3 separate regions of the Homo sapiens genome follow, and all the other regions are linked to region 3. Evidence: chromatin contacts called from ENCODE Hi-C or POLR2A ChIA-PET data. All regions are on one chromosome and are shown on one strand. Each heading gives the region's core, a stretch centred on a gene start or an enhancer-like site at or near the end of the contact. The rest is flanking DNA. Distances are from core to core; before and after follow the strand shown. Region 1 holds the start of VPS35L (VPS35 endosomal protein sorting factor like). Region 2 holds the start of COQ7 (coenzyme Q7, hydroxylase). Region 3 holds the start of DCUN1D3 (defective in cullin neddylation 1 domain containing 3).

The links. A loop is a pair of places that touch in the nucleus more often than their neighbours do. ChIA-PET counts read pairs that join two places held with the same protein, here RNA polymerase II (POLR2A). Pooled maps may share reads with other maps.
Region 1: a map of B cell shows a loop between it and region 3 (10-fold over the local background). The contact joins the promoter of VPS35L here to the promoter of DCUN1D3 in region 3. A Hi-C loop is called at or near these places in 4 of 168 maps with a recorded cell type or tissue (B cell, dorsolateral prefrontal cortex, gastrocnemius medialis and 1 more), 1 of 37 single-sample maps with no recorded cell type and 12 of 50 pooled maps. POLR2A ChIA-PET finds 5 or more read pairs at or near these places in 3 of 52 experiments (A673, HepG2 and OCI-LY7).
Region 2: a map of CD4-positive, alpha-beta T cell shows a loop between it and region 3 (7-fold over the local background). The contact joins the promoter of COQ7 here to the promoter of DCUN1D3 in region 3. A Hi-C loop is called at or near these places in 2 of 168 maps with a recorded cell type or tissue (CD4-positive, alpha-beta T cell and naive thymus-derived CD4-positive, alpha-beta T cell) and 8 of 50 pooled maps.

What each region holds. Positions count from the first base shown.
Region 1 is chr16:19,552,621-19,557,436 of GRCh38, forward strand. It overlaps VPS35L (VPS35 endosomal protein sorting factor like), which reads left to right and starts at 3,083. Exons shown (of 31, transcript NM_020314.7): 1 at 3,083-3,126. The coding sequence starts at 3,110. CCP110 (centriolar coiled-coil protein 110) reads left to right here. Exons shown (of 14, transcript NM_001323572.2): 14 at 1-788. RefSeq lists enhancers at 2,678-3,157, 2,717-3,679, 3,538-3,767.
Region 2 is chr16:19,065,682-19,070,141 of GRCh38, forward strand. COQ7 (coenzyme Q7, hydroxylase) reads left to right here and starts at 1,933. Exons shown (of 6, transcript NM_016138.5): 1 at 1,933-2,056. The coding sequence starts at 1,984. COQ7-DT (COQ7 divergent transcript) reads right to left here and starts at 2,010. Exons shown (of 3, transcript NR_119381.1): 1 at 1,900-2,010. RefSeq lists a silencer at 1,957-2,116 and an enhancer at 2,147-2,296.
Region 3 is chr16:20,898,548-20,902,843 of GRCh38, forward strand. It overlaps DCUN1D3 (defective in cullin neddylation 1 domain containing 3), which reads right to left and starts at 1,811. Exons shown (of 3, transcript NM_173475.4): 1 at 1,657-1,811. It overlaps LYRM1 (LYR motif containing 1), which reads left to right and starts at 2,224. Exons shown (of 4, transcript NM_001128302.3): 1 at 2,224-2,342. RefSeq lists enhancers at 1,371-1,420, 1,630-2,415, 2,416-3,201.

The sequences.
Region 1 (4,816 bases), core at 1,833-4,332, 1.3 Mb before region 3:
TTCCAAAAAGGGCTTTGTGCTTTTCACATAAAATTGAGACAGTGTATATTTAATCTAATTTAAATTTTAAAGAGATACTGGTATTTTGAAAATGCAACCTATATATATTCTTAATATCCTTTTAAGAATATGGAGATGAAGATTGTTTTCTCCAATTTTCTGTGCCATTTTAAATTTAACTTTGACATCCAGCTATAGACAGAAATAATAAGCCACCCTGGGTGTAAACTTGATTTTCTTTATTGAGATGTATCATGTATTGAATGAGTGAACCAGAAAATTAGAAGATGGTCAAAAAAAGTCCAAGTTACCAATTTTTTAAAATTTATAGGCAAAGTATCAAATTGTCTTCTTAATATGATAAACTGTGCTTTATCATTCTGAAAACTCAGGATACAGCTTATTCATAGCATTGTGGGTCTCTCCAGTAAGAAAGATGCTAAAAGTTTTGTGCACTTTTTGTGTGTGTAATGCAAATTAGTTAAAACAAATAGTTTTGGAGAAAGTTAAAACTAGCTTTAGAGTAAGGATGAGAAACTTGAGTGTTTTTAATTTAAAGATAAAAGCCTGTGTTTTACACATTCTTTTTTGGTGTTCATAGCTTCTTCTCATACAGGTGCCAGACACTGTTTGTGCTTTTGATGGATTTTTATTTATATACTTTTTTTGCTTATTTTTACTTTGAGTGGAATGTTCATTAATGTAAATTGTATTTATTTTTATACTTTTATTTTCACTAGTTTTGCTTCTAGGCAAAAAGCAAAATAAACTTTTCATCTTAAAGAAAATCTAGTTTGATTGTTTTTATTTACCAGGGGAAGGACTATTAAGAAATAGGCCGGGCATGGTGGCTCATGCCTGTAATTCTAGCACTTTGGGAGGCCAAGGTGGGTGGATCATGAGATCAGGAGTTTGAGATCAGCCTGGCTAACATGGTGAAACCCCGTCTCTACTAAAAATACAAAATTAGCTGGGCGTAGTGGTGCATGCCTGTAGTTCCAGCTACTTGGGAGGCTGAAGCAGGAGAATCGCCTGAGCCTGGGATGGGGAGGCTATAGTGAGCCGAGATTGTGCCACTGCACTGCAGCCTGGGTGACAGAGCAAGACTCCATCTCAAAACAAAACAAAAAAGAAACCGATATTAGCCAGGCATGGTGGTTCACATCTGTAGTCCTAGGTACGCTGGAGGCTGAGGCAGGAGGATCACTTGAACCCAGGAGTTACAGGTGGCAGTGAGCTATAATCGCACCACTGCACTCCAGCCTGAATGAGACTTTGTCTCCAAAACAAAAAAGAAAAAAGAAACAGATATTGAAAAGTATTAGGCCAAAACAAATATTGTATATAATCATTCTTTACAAGTTCCATGAAAGATATATCTCATTATTTAATATGTCCCCTGGGCCAGGTGCAGTGGCTCACGCCTGTAATCCCAACACTTTGGGAGGCCAAGGCGGGAGGATCACCTGAGGTCAGGAGTTTGAGACCAGCCTGGCCAACATAGTGAAACCCCGTCTCTACTAAAAGTTGGACTTTTCAGAAGGTAAAACTCAGGCTGGAAATGTCTTAACTTATTAAGAGATAGAAGCCTGCTAAGGGAAGGAGAGGGAGAAAAGAGAATGCGAAGGTTGAAGCTCACATCAAAGCTGTTAATTTGCACAACTTTAAGAATCCTCCTCTTGTTACTGCCTAATCATGCAGTGTGAGCCTAGGAAAAGGCTCCTCACCTTGACCTCTTATTGAGATGTTGCATGTGATAACATGCATGGCTGTATGGGAAGAGCTCCTTGCTTTCCCGTGGCCACCCTTTAACCCTTGTTCACTTCCAGTGTTGGGAATAGCAGGTACGAGTGGATATACTTTCCTACTCATACTGAGCTGAACACTGGAGGGCCCGTTCTGGAGATGATCCTTTTCCCTGTCATAGGTCACCATCTCATGAACAACCACAGACCACCACCCCCGAATGAAAAGTAAGAGTTATAAAAACATCGAATGCTTTCTCTCTAAGGGACCATAATGGATATCTAAGTAAGTTATAAAAGTAATAATTAAAAAAAAAATTTTTTTTTGAGATGGAGTTTCGCTCTTGTAGCCCAGGCTGGAGTGCAATGGCGCAATCTCGGCTCACTGCAACCTCATCCTCCCGGGTTGGAGCAATTCTCCTGCCTCAGCCTCCCGAGTAGCTGGGATTACAGGCGCCCGCCACCATACCCAACTAGTTTTTGTATTTTTTAGTAGAGACGGGGTTTCACCATGTTGGCCAGGCTGGTCCCGAACTCCTGACATCAGGTGAACCACCCACCTCGGCCTCCCGAAGTTCTGGGATCATAGGCCTGAGCCACCGCTCCCGGCCTAAAATAATTTTTAAAAACGTTCTGTGGTCGAAATGGATATCCACCTTCCTAGAAACACTGCTTTGCCAAGTTGGACGAAATGCGAACCCTAATTTCCCCACGTGCATTAGCTGTAGTCAATCATATTAGATCTAGGGCAGCCCTCGGTTGCTAGTCGTGGGAAGGGCATTCTGCAAGTGTCTAAAACCGCCCGCAAAGCAGTGGGTAAAGCAGCGGCCTAGAGGGGGCATGGCTGTCCCACGCCAAACAGCGTATTAGCCGCAAAACCAGGTACTGGCTGAACCTCAGTTTGCGTCTTCGCTCCGCCGCCTTCTGGAGTCCTTTCTGCCCCTAGAGGACGCAGGTGAGCTAAGCAGCAGTCATGCCCTTTACCATCATGACGCCCGCAGGCGGGACCACCCGGCACTGTAGACAGCTGCCCTTTACAATCATGACTCATAGAAACTACGGCACTCTGGCCGTGGCCGACGTTGCTCCTCCGAAGCATGGCGCCGGCGGGAGTTGTAACCCGGGCTGTCCGGAGCGGGGAGCTGCCCCTCACAAGCATGGCGTCAGCTGAAAATGAAGCCTGTGCTGTGCGGAGCGTCGCCTGCCCCTCACAAGCATGGCGTCTGCAGAAGGTGCTGTGCGGCCGCTGCGGGGCGGCCAGCTGCCCTTCACAAACATGGCGGCCGAGGGGTGCGGGGAGTGGCGGGGTAAGGATGGGAAGCCGAGCAGACGGCCCCAGAACAAGCGGTCATGTGACTGGGAAGATGGCCGTCTTTCCTTGGTAAGGAAGCAGCGGCGGGTGGGCTTTGGAGAGGGGCTGTCCTTACTTGTGATGGGGTCGGCCTGGGTCTGAGAGTGTGAATTCCTCTCTGTCGGGTTCTGGTGGTCGACCGGCCACCCCCAAGTTGTCTTGACCGTAGAATCCCTGGCCGCTACCGCGGTCCAGCGGAGCAATCTGAAGCCAGACTGGCGGGTTCTTGGTTCTCTCCCCGTCTGCTGCCTCTCTGCGCCTTCCACGGGCCCCTGTCCATTCATTCCCTAAAGAAAACTTGAGTTTCCAGGCTTCCGCGTCCCCAGAAGTTGGCGCGGGTTCTGGGGTCGCTGGATGAGGGTAATGGTGGACTCAGCTTTTAAAGTCTGGACGAGTCGGGAGATCTGGCTGTTGGTCAGTTTCCTCAGCTCCTCTGTTCACCTGGAGACTTGCTTTTCTCATCTGTAAAATGGCCGCCATTCATCCTATCCTAGGCACAGCCCTCAGACTTATTCCTTGGCCTCAAGGAGCTGACAGTATAATGGGGCAGACGCACAGTAGAGGGATGTCTAAAGAAGGCATTCGGATGAGGCACCAAGAAGGGAGTGATTATCCCCACCAGGGGGCTAGGGGAAGGCTTCAGAGAGGAGGAGTTAAATTGGGTCTTGGAGGATGAATAGGAGTCCACCATAGGGAGGGCGTGGCGTGTGCCTGGTTGGCAGGCCCGTAGGTCCCTTGTGGTTGGAGTAGCTAGGAATGAGTGACTGAAGCTTCAGGGTTCAGCAGGTGGTATGTGTGTGAGTGAAGAACTTGAGGAAGTTGTGTTGTTGATGATAGTGGGATTTGGGGACGGGGAATCTCTCCTGCATCTCAGAAAGCGAGATAATTTACTTTCTCTTCAAATGATGTGAAGTAGCTTAGATTAAATGAGCAAATGAAAGACCTTAGAAATAATCAGGTACAACCTTCTGCTTTTGAGCTTGATAAACACTTCATTTTGTCTTATTCCTTTCATTTGCCCAACACTTAAGAGACTGCTTCCTTGACACGCTACATCAGCATTGAATGCCTCTGAGCACTTCCACACCCTGAGGTTTTTTTTTTTTTTTCAGTTAATAGTCATGCTGGCTGGGTATGGTGGCTCACGCCTGTAATCCCAGCACTTTGGGAGGCCGAGGCTGGCGGATCACCTGAGGTCAGGGGTTCGAGACCAGCCTGGCCAACATGGCGAAACCTAATCTCTACTAAAAATACAAAAATTAGCTGGGCTAAATTAGTGGTGGCACGCACCTGTAATCCCAGCTACTTGGGAGGGTGAGGCAGGAGAGTCGCTTGAACCTGGGAGGCGGAAGCTGGAGTGAACCGAGATCATGCCACTGCACTCCAGCCTGGGCAACAGTGAGACTCTGTCTCAAAAAAATAATAATAAAAAATGAAAAAGTCATGCTGGCTTGACCAAAAAGCTAACCAAAAACATGAGAAACATTTGACTTCAGTGGATTTATCTGAAGTTTGCAATCAGAAAATCCAGGAAGATGCTGTCTTAATCTCTGCATCCCAGTACATTTCTACCTTTGGAATTTTAATTTTATATTACAAGCAGGCAAACAGGTGCCATAACGCTTTTAGTATTTAGGGTCTCTATAGTTCCTAATATGGCCGTGCTCTAAATATTTTGTTGTTGTTGTTTTTGTTGAGACGGAGTCTCGCCCAGGCTTGA
Region 2 (4,460 bases), core at 683-3,182, 1.8 Mb before region 3:
GGTGTGATCATGGCTCAGTGCAGCCTCAACCTCCTGGGCTCAAGTGATCCTTTTAGCCTCACAAGTAGGTGGGATCAGAGGCACACACCACCATGCCTGACTAATTTTTAAAATTTTTTGTAGAGATGGAATCTCACTGTGTTGCCCAGGCTGGTCTTGAACTCCTGGGCTCAAGTGATCCTCTCGCCTCAGTCTCCCAAAGTGTTGGGATTACAGGCGTGAGCCACTGCACTCGGACATGATGTTTTGATATTCAATTGTTGCTTAACATTTTGTTTCCAAATTTTCCCAGTAATAAATAATGGGCACATCTATAAATCTTTGTCAACATTTTTTCTCCTTAGAAACAGAGACCTAGGCCAGGCGTGGCGGCTCACGCCTATAATCCCAGCACTTTGGGAGGACAAGGTGGGAGGATCACTTGAGGTCAGGAATTTGAGACCAGCCTGGCCAACACAGCGAAACCCAGTCTCAGCTGGGCGTGGTGGTGTGTGTACCTGTAATCCCATCTACTTGGGAGGCTGAGGCAGGAGAATCGCTTGAACCCGGGAGGCAGAGGTTCCAGTGAGCCAAGGTCTCCCCACTGCAATCCAGCCTGTGCGACAGAGTGAAACTCCATTTAAAAAGAACAAAAACAAAAAACAAAACAAAAAGGAAACAGAGACCTAGAAGTGGTATTACAGCAAAGGTTTTGAACATTTTAAGGCTTTTGAGCGCCAGATTCAGACACTCAGTAGTTTTACATGAGAGTGCTACAACATCCTCACTAAGTAGTATTTGGGTTCATCATAATTTTAAATTATTTTGGTGTGTCAATTTGAACACTAGAGTGATATAAAAACTAAAAACTTGAATTCAATAATTTTACAATTGTATTCCATCTTAAAATATTTTATGGTAAACTTGGATAAAGTATATAAATAATCCAAGGGTGTAAAGTAGAAAGTGAAAGCTCCCTTCTCCCAGTTCCAGCCCCCTGATGTTGCCAATATTAAACGTTGTATATCCTTGCAGACACGCATCTTTGATTTTTGCCCTCATGTACATTACTCATTTAAAAATTATTTCGTTGAGTAGATTCCTAAAAGTAAGACTGCTGTATTATATGATCTTTTTAAAGTATGTTGCTAAATTTCCCCTCCCTTCTCAAAAAATTCCAATTTGCACAAATATACATGCATACATGCACACAGTACATTAAGGTGGATACCAAGGATAAAACATGTTCTCTGTTTCTGAAAATAGAGAAAAGACCGGGAAGAAGTTTAAAGTTGGCTTTCAGCCCACCAATAGAGATAACACTATATAACACCATTAACCATGTGGTGCATGTAATTTAGATATACATATAATTTTATTTATTTATTTATTTTTCAGACAGGGCCCAGGCTAGAGTGCAGTGGCAGAATCACGGCTGACTGCAGCCTCGAGCTACCGGGCTCAAGCTATCCCCCCACCTCAGCCTCCCGAGTAGCTGGGACTACAGGTGTGCTCCACCAGACCCGGCTAATTTTTAAAATTATTTGTAGAGGCGGGGTCTCGCTATGTTGCCCAGGCTTACTATTTTAAAGTAGATGTAGGATACAAATAAAAAAAAAAATCTCCTTCCACGTAGGTAAAGCAGGAAATACCGTGCCTTGTTAATAAGTAATTCCCTCATGATCCTTTTCCCCAGGAACTTGGGTGAGAAATCATAACCTTGTCCTGATCTTTCTAAACAGCAATTTAGCATTTTCATCTCCCTGGCAACCCAAGGCGCCTTGGCCTTGGTCTTCCGAGTGATTGACAGTGACCCCACCCAATAAAATCTTTTTATTTGTCGTATCTAACCAATCTAACCCCTAGCGCAGAGCTAGGGGGCGTTCCCACCGGTGCGCGGGCGAGCTGAGCCTTCCTTACGTCTGCTGTGCGTCATCAGTCCGAGCCAAGGGCACTATTGGCCAGTTCCGTTCAACGAAGTGGTTGCTTTTTTTAGTTCCGGCAATGAGTTGCGCCGGGGCGGCGGCGGCTCCCCGCCTTTGGCGGCTGCGCCCGGGGGCCCGGCGGTCCCTCTCAGGTAAAAGGAGGCGCGCAGTCACAGTCCTGCGCCGGTCTAGCGAGCTAGGGAATTTTCGCTTGAGGTTTGGGTCGAAGAGGTCACGGGGGAGAGGTTCGTAACGTCACAGGCCTGCGACGGAGCGCGACTGCGTGACTTCGGCCTCCGGGGCGCTGGCGGGCGGGGCGGGGTCTGTAGTTAGCGGCGAGAGTGACAGGAGGACAGGGGTTGTTTCGGCAGTGACGCCTGGGGAGTGACGCAATTGCACCCCTGTGCAGTGATGTCACGGCAGGTGCGGCCAGCGTTCCGAGTCGAGGACAGTTGGCGACACTGAAAATTCAGCGTCTCCGGGAGTCTCTCTCTTTGTAGTCTTTGCCCAGGGCCTTGCCAGGCAAAGGGTAGCCCGACGACCAGCAGCCTCCGCTACTTCTGGGCGCTCGCTAGAAATACAGATTCTCGGGCCCCACCCCGACCTACTTGGTCGGTATCTGTGATCTGTGAACAGGACCTTTAGGTGATTTGCATGCACTGTAAACTGTGAAAGCCATCAGTGTAGTGGAAGGAGCATCGAATTTAGAGTAGAGAGACATGGTTTTGGACCCTGGTTCCTGCTTTCCTTGTTTCATCTGTGCTGCCTTAGAAAATTGTCATGAGCCCGGGCGCGGTGGCTCCGGCCTATAATCTCAGCACTTTGGGAGGCCGAGGCTGGAGGATCCCCTGAGGTCAGGAGTTTGAGACCAGCCTGGCCAACATGGTGAAACCCCGCCTCTACTAAAAATACAAAAATTTGCCAGGCGTGATGGCAGGTGCCTGTAATCCCAGCTACTCAGGAGGCTGAGACAGGAGAATCGCTTGAACCCGGGAGGCAGAGATTGCTTTGAGGCGAGATTGCACCACTGCACTGCAACCTGGGCGTCAGAGCGAGACTTTGTCTCCCCCGCGCAAAAAAAAAAAAAAAAAAGAAATTTCATGAAGTCGTTTTCTCAACGTTAAATTACCGTGTACCACTTTCGGGATTTTTGCCTAATGGCAGTACTGCTTGAACTTTTGATTACTAGATGTGTTTTTTTGTATAGCTATGTCCCATTTAAAAATTAAATTAATTTCCTTGAAACAAAATCCTTATGGTGAATGGGAAGCCAGTGCCACTTGCCACAAATGGGTGAGTAATCATTAAAAAAAAACAAACAAATTAAAAAGTTATGAAATTGTATTAAATACTGTCTTTCTGTTACAAAGGGGAAATTAGCAAGTGTTGGGAAAGTGTTAAGGCTATACCAGCTGTAAATGGAGTTATCTTCCTTAATGAAAGAGATTGCAAGAGATTTTGAAAGAGTACCCCTTACTACATGGGGTTATTTGCTGCATATCCATAAGCCACTTAATATTTTGTAGGTACCACACTGGCATGTTTCACACTTTGGGAAAATATGGACATAAAGTGATGCATTTGAGAGCTAGCACCGAGCCTCAATTTTACTTTAAAGTATATGGTAATGCAGGCAAAACTCCGAGGGTTGTTGAATGTGAATTTTAATGCTGCTCTGTTCAGCCAGTGAGCATAACAGAATAAGACTCATTTCTGTTTATAAAGTTACTTTGCTTCTTATATCTTATTTTATCCTCATAACTCAGTAAGAAAAGTTTATTATTGTATGTTTTCCCTTAAAAAGGAAAGAGCCTGATTATTGCCTTTTTTTTTTTTTTTTTTTGAGGCAGAGTCTTGCTTTGTCGCCCAGGCTGGAGTGCAGTGGCGCGATCTCAGCTCACTGCAACCTCCGCCTCCTGGGTTCAAGTGATTCTCCTGCCTCAGACTCCCGAGTAGCTGAGGCTGCATGCATGCACCACCACGCCTGGCTAATTTTTGAATTTTTGGTAGAGACGGGGTTTCGCCATGATGACCAGGCTGGTCTCGAACTCCTGACCTCAAGTGATTCTCCCTCCTTGGCTTCCCAAAGTGCTGGGATTACAGGCGTGAGTCGCCGCACCCAGCCAATTTTATATGTAAGAAATGTCGATCCTGATTTTCCCAAGGCTAGTGTTAGAGATGGGACACATGTTTTATGCTTCTTTTTTTCTTTTTTTGAGACAGAGTCTCACTCTGTCACCGAGGCTGGAGTGTAATGGTATGATCTTAGCTCACTGCAGCCTTTGCCTACTGGGTTCAAGTGATTGTTCTGCCTCAGCCTCCTGAGTAGCTGGGACTACAGGCACGTGCCACGATGCCTGGCTAATTTTTATATTTTTGGTAGAGATGGGTTTTCACCATTTTGGCCAGGCTGGTCTTGAACTCCTGGTCTCAAGCAGTCCACCTGCCTCAGCTTCCCAAAGTGCTGGGATTACAGGCATGAGCCACCACACCCGGCCTATGCAGTCTCTTTAGTCAGATATGCTCAGTGAGATGGAGAGGATCATGGCGAGGAGT
Region 3 (4,296 bases), core at 561-3,060:
CAGTAGTCATTCTTCTGTTGTATTTTTGTGAAACATCTAAACACGCTGTTACTGGTATAATCAAGCATTAAATATTCTGTTTTTTAGGGCCCGAAAGCCCTGAATAGGACTTCCTAGCATCAGATCTTCCTAGCACTATGCATATCAAGCTCAGTTACAGAAGGACAGGACTTACGGGCACTTTCTAATCAAAGGACTCCGAAAATGTAGGCACTATCTCTTAAAGTTCTTCAGAAAACAGTTTCAGATTCTACAAAAGATTTCCGAAGAATGTATCAACACCAAAAGGAAAATCATAACACTTCACTCTGATATCTGTCTGAGAGGCTAGAAGAGTGCTCCTTGATTTTTTTTAAACCAACAGCATATCAACAAAGAGGCCTTCTTTCCATTCTTTGCTTCAAATAATTTTTTCACATCCGTTATTGGTTTGTATTCGCCCTTAAACCAAAACTAAACAGATCACACTGTCTCATTTAGGACCCCCATACACAAAGAATCAGCTACGTAAAGATGAAAATCAGCACAAGCTGAACGTGTCACTGATGATTTGTGTGTCACACATAAATGGAGAAAAACATAAAAGAGCTATTGTCCAATTGTAGAAACAAAAAAGTAATATGGGGTTTTCTGTTCTCTGAAGTGCATCATGAAAAGTGGGTGGAGAGAAACACAGAAATCCAGAATTAGCCTAGCAAATCATTTTGGGAAGAGCTGACAACATGTAAATTCCTCACACATAAAGTATTTCGAGCAAGAGACCTTGATTCCTGGGCTATGATGCCATTCAGGATTCCTTGCAAAGGCTCTGGAATTCCAGTATTCATAAAAGAAAATGCTCATTATAATCGGAGCGTAAGAGGTACTCCCAACGTGACAGCCTGTATGAAGTATTACAAAGCTTACAGTTAAGATCTGGGATAGAGGCTGAACACCAAATTCAAAAGAGGTAACCAAGGCACTAAGTGCCATAAAGGAGGAAAGGGGAAGAAAAAAAAATCCACTATTGCCACTCAGCCACAGAGAATTAAAGTGGAAACCAGGGGTGTGCATGGGGGAGGATGAGGGGTGAGAAGTGCGGGGGGTGTGGTGGAGGAACAAACAATACATTTGTCACCCCGTCCCACTTCCTATAGAGGATACAGGCAAAGCCTCCAGCCTCATTACCTCGGACACAGATGGTTATCGTTTATAGCAAAGGTGCACAAAAAGGCCTTCAGGTCTGAGCCCCTTAATTCCAGGGCTGTTAATGATTAAAGAGAACGATGGGGGTGGGGAGGGAAATGAGGGCGGAGGGAGCTGGGAGATTCACCCACCACCTCCCCCTAGGGCTCCTACCTCACAGCGCTCACCCAGGACAGAGGACCAGAGTCTGCACCCCCTCCAGGGCAGCTCCAACCCCATATCCCCAGGCCCTGGGTTGAGGGGTGCTGGCGGTGGGGAGGCAGGGACAGTAGGTAAGTTTTCTGAGCCCTGCGGCTGACACGCCACAGGCTCCCCTCACAGCCTCTTCTTTCAGAGGTACCACTCCAGACAACGCGCTGACTTCCACTCCTCCCTTTCCACCCCCCTTTCTCGAAGGTACCCAACCCCCGCCCCTTCATCTCTCAATGCCCCCCCGCCTTTTCCTCAACTCCCCCCCTCCCCAAAACTCACAGCTGCTCCAGAGGTTCCTCCAGTCAAACCCTTTCTGGAAACGACGGCGGCCCGGCGGGTCCAAACCACCTACCATCCCCGCTCGCGTTTCCAGGCTCCCTACCCCCGCCGCCGCCGCCTCTTCTTCCACCACTGCCACCGCCTCCTCTTCATCTGCGGCCCACCGGCGGCGGCCGCCCCGAAGCCCCGCCCCCTCCATCGCCTCCTGCATCATCACTTCCGGTAACCCCGCCGGCCGCCAGCTCCAGGAGGGAGAATGGGAGAGGGGCAAGGAGGGAACGAGTGGAAGATTGCGTCACGACGCACATAAAGACGTACGAAGCCGTCGCCAAGTAAGGGCAAAGACCTAGCAACCCGGAGGGAGCTGGGCTGGACCATTTTTTTTTCTTGTTTTACGGGAATGGAGCGGGGAGGATAATGAAAGCGTAAAGGAAAAATAGGGGGAGGAGGAGCTCAGCTTATTGTTGGATGCGGCGGGAGATGGGTAGAGTCAGTCAGTCGAGACTCCCCCAGACCTGGAACTGGTGCTCCCACAGAGGTGGGCCCGGTGGTTTGGTCCGGCCTGGCCTACTGGACCAGCCTGTGCTCGGTCGGCCACGGCTCTGCTGGGCTCCTGGCGCCGCCTCCTCCCAGCCCGCCGCGGGCTGCGCGCTTCTGTGGGTGGGGGAAGGCAGGACTGACGCAGAGTGAGTGTAGGGGATGGAGGCGCCGACTCCAGGCGCGGGAGACTGGCGGGGAAGGGGTTGGCTCCCCACGGGCAGGGATGGTTTGGAGGTTGGGCTGCGGCGTTGCCGGGAGACGGGCCTGTGTGACCCCAGCTTCGCGGGGGCGGCTCGGTGTCATCGCCACCGGCCTCGGGGACCTGCCTCACGGAAGTGGCTCGCGCGTCCAAGAGGGGAGGCCTGGTGTGGGGACGCTCAGGTGCCGGCGTGGGGCCCCCTCGGAGGCTGTGAATCTTTTGGACCCCCGAATGTAAATGGGAGATGGTAGGGGCCGGTCCGGGGGCGAGAGGTGTCTGGCTGGGGAACGTTGACCCACACCAGGTCCCGTACAGGAACGGAGACTCCCTAGGACCGTGAGAGCCAGCTTCGTAATTCTCTTGCTCTTCAAACCTGAGAGTAGGGTGTTGCTCCGTTACCTTCCATTCGTGTGCAGGAGAGAGTTAAGTAAATCAATAAAGAAGGTATCAGCAAGTGAGAAATGCCCCCCAAAGACCGGATGAGGTGACAGAAGATGGGGGGAGGGCCCCTCGAAATCGGGTAAGGTCGTTCAAAGGAGGCCACGGTTTTGCGGGGATCCGAGACAATGGGTTTTCTGGGTGGAGAGAAGAGCCAATGAGAAGGACTTTTAGGTTGGAAACAGCCAGAAGGCCATGTGGCTGAAGCAAACAGAGCCAGGGCCGGAGTGCCCTGTGATGTAGTTGGGGAAGTGGCATGACTGTAGCAGCGCCTTTTAGCCCAAGGCAGGGGTTTGGCTAATGTGTACCTTAAGGGTTTTAAGAAGGGAAGTGACCTGACCTGATTTACATTTTTAAAAATCCGCTCTGCCTGCTGGATAGAGAAGGGTGGAAGTAGTTAGACCTGTTAGGAGACTGTTGCACTGTAAGACAAAGGAGAGGTGAAGATAGTGTTGAAAGGGCCGGCCGGGCGCGGTGGCTCACGCCTATAAACCCAGTACTTTGGGAGGCCTAGGCGGGCGGATCACGAGGTCAGGAGATCGAGATCATCCTGGCCAACATGGTGAAACCCCATCTCTACTAAAAATACAAAAATCAGCTGGGCGTAGTGGCACGCGCCTGTAATCTCTGCTACTCAGGAGAATCGCTTGAACCCGGGAGGTGGAGGTTGCAGTGAGCCAAGATCGCGCCACTTCACTCCAGCCTGGGCAACGGAGTGAGACTCCGTCTTAAGAAAAAAGAAAAGGCCCTCAGTCACAGTGGAAATGGAGAGAATTCCATTCAGCATATATTTGGGAGGTAGTGCTTGCAGGACTTGCTGGGGAATTGGATGTGAAGTGTGTAGGAGAGGGAGGAACCAAGGTTAACTCCCTACGGGAAAACAGTTTAGAAAGGAATATCGAAAGTTCTCTTTTGAACATATTAAGTTTGATAAGTCTATTAACAAGTCAAATGAAGTTGTCAAGAAGTTAGATATACAAGTCGGGGAAAAATCATAGTTGGAGATAATAAATAAGGAAGGCAGGGAGGAGCTCCCAGATCACCTAAGAAGAGCGTGTAAATAAAAGAGGAAGACCCCTAAATCCCTTGGGTTCTTACCATTTAGAGAGTACCCAGAGAAGGAGAAGCCAGCAAAGGAGACGACACAGACAAGACCTCAGAGATCAAAGGAAGAGGCCCCTTAATATCCTGGAATAATGGGACCCATCCCCGTAATCAGTGAATCTCATCCACCCGCTTGCCAGCTTCTACCCGCAGCAAGTAGAAGCTAAGTCCTGGCTCAAATCTCTTCCCTCCCTCCCTCTCCCAGCTGTCAGTGCTTTTGGACTTGTGCTCAGGTAATTTGTGTCCGTTATAGAAAACCTGACTTTTTGGATAAATTGTCTGTTTATATGGCTGTCTCCCCCAGGTACTGTTTCTTATTTGTGTCTTCCTGGCTCCTGGTACAGAGCCTTGTCCATATG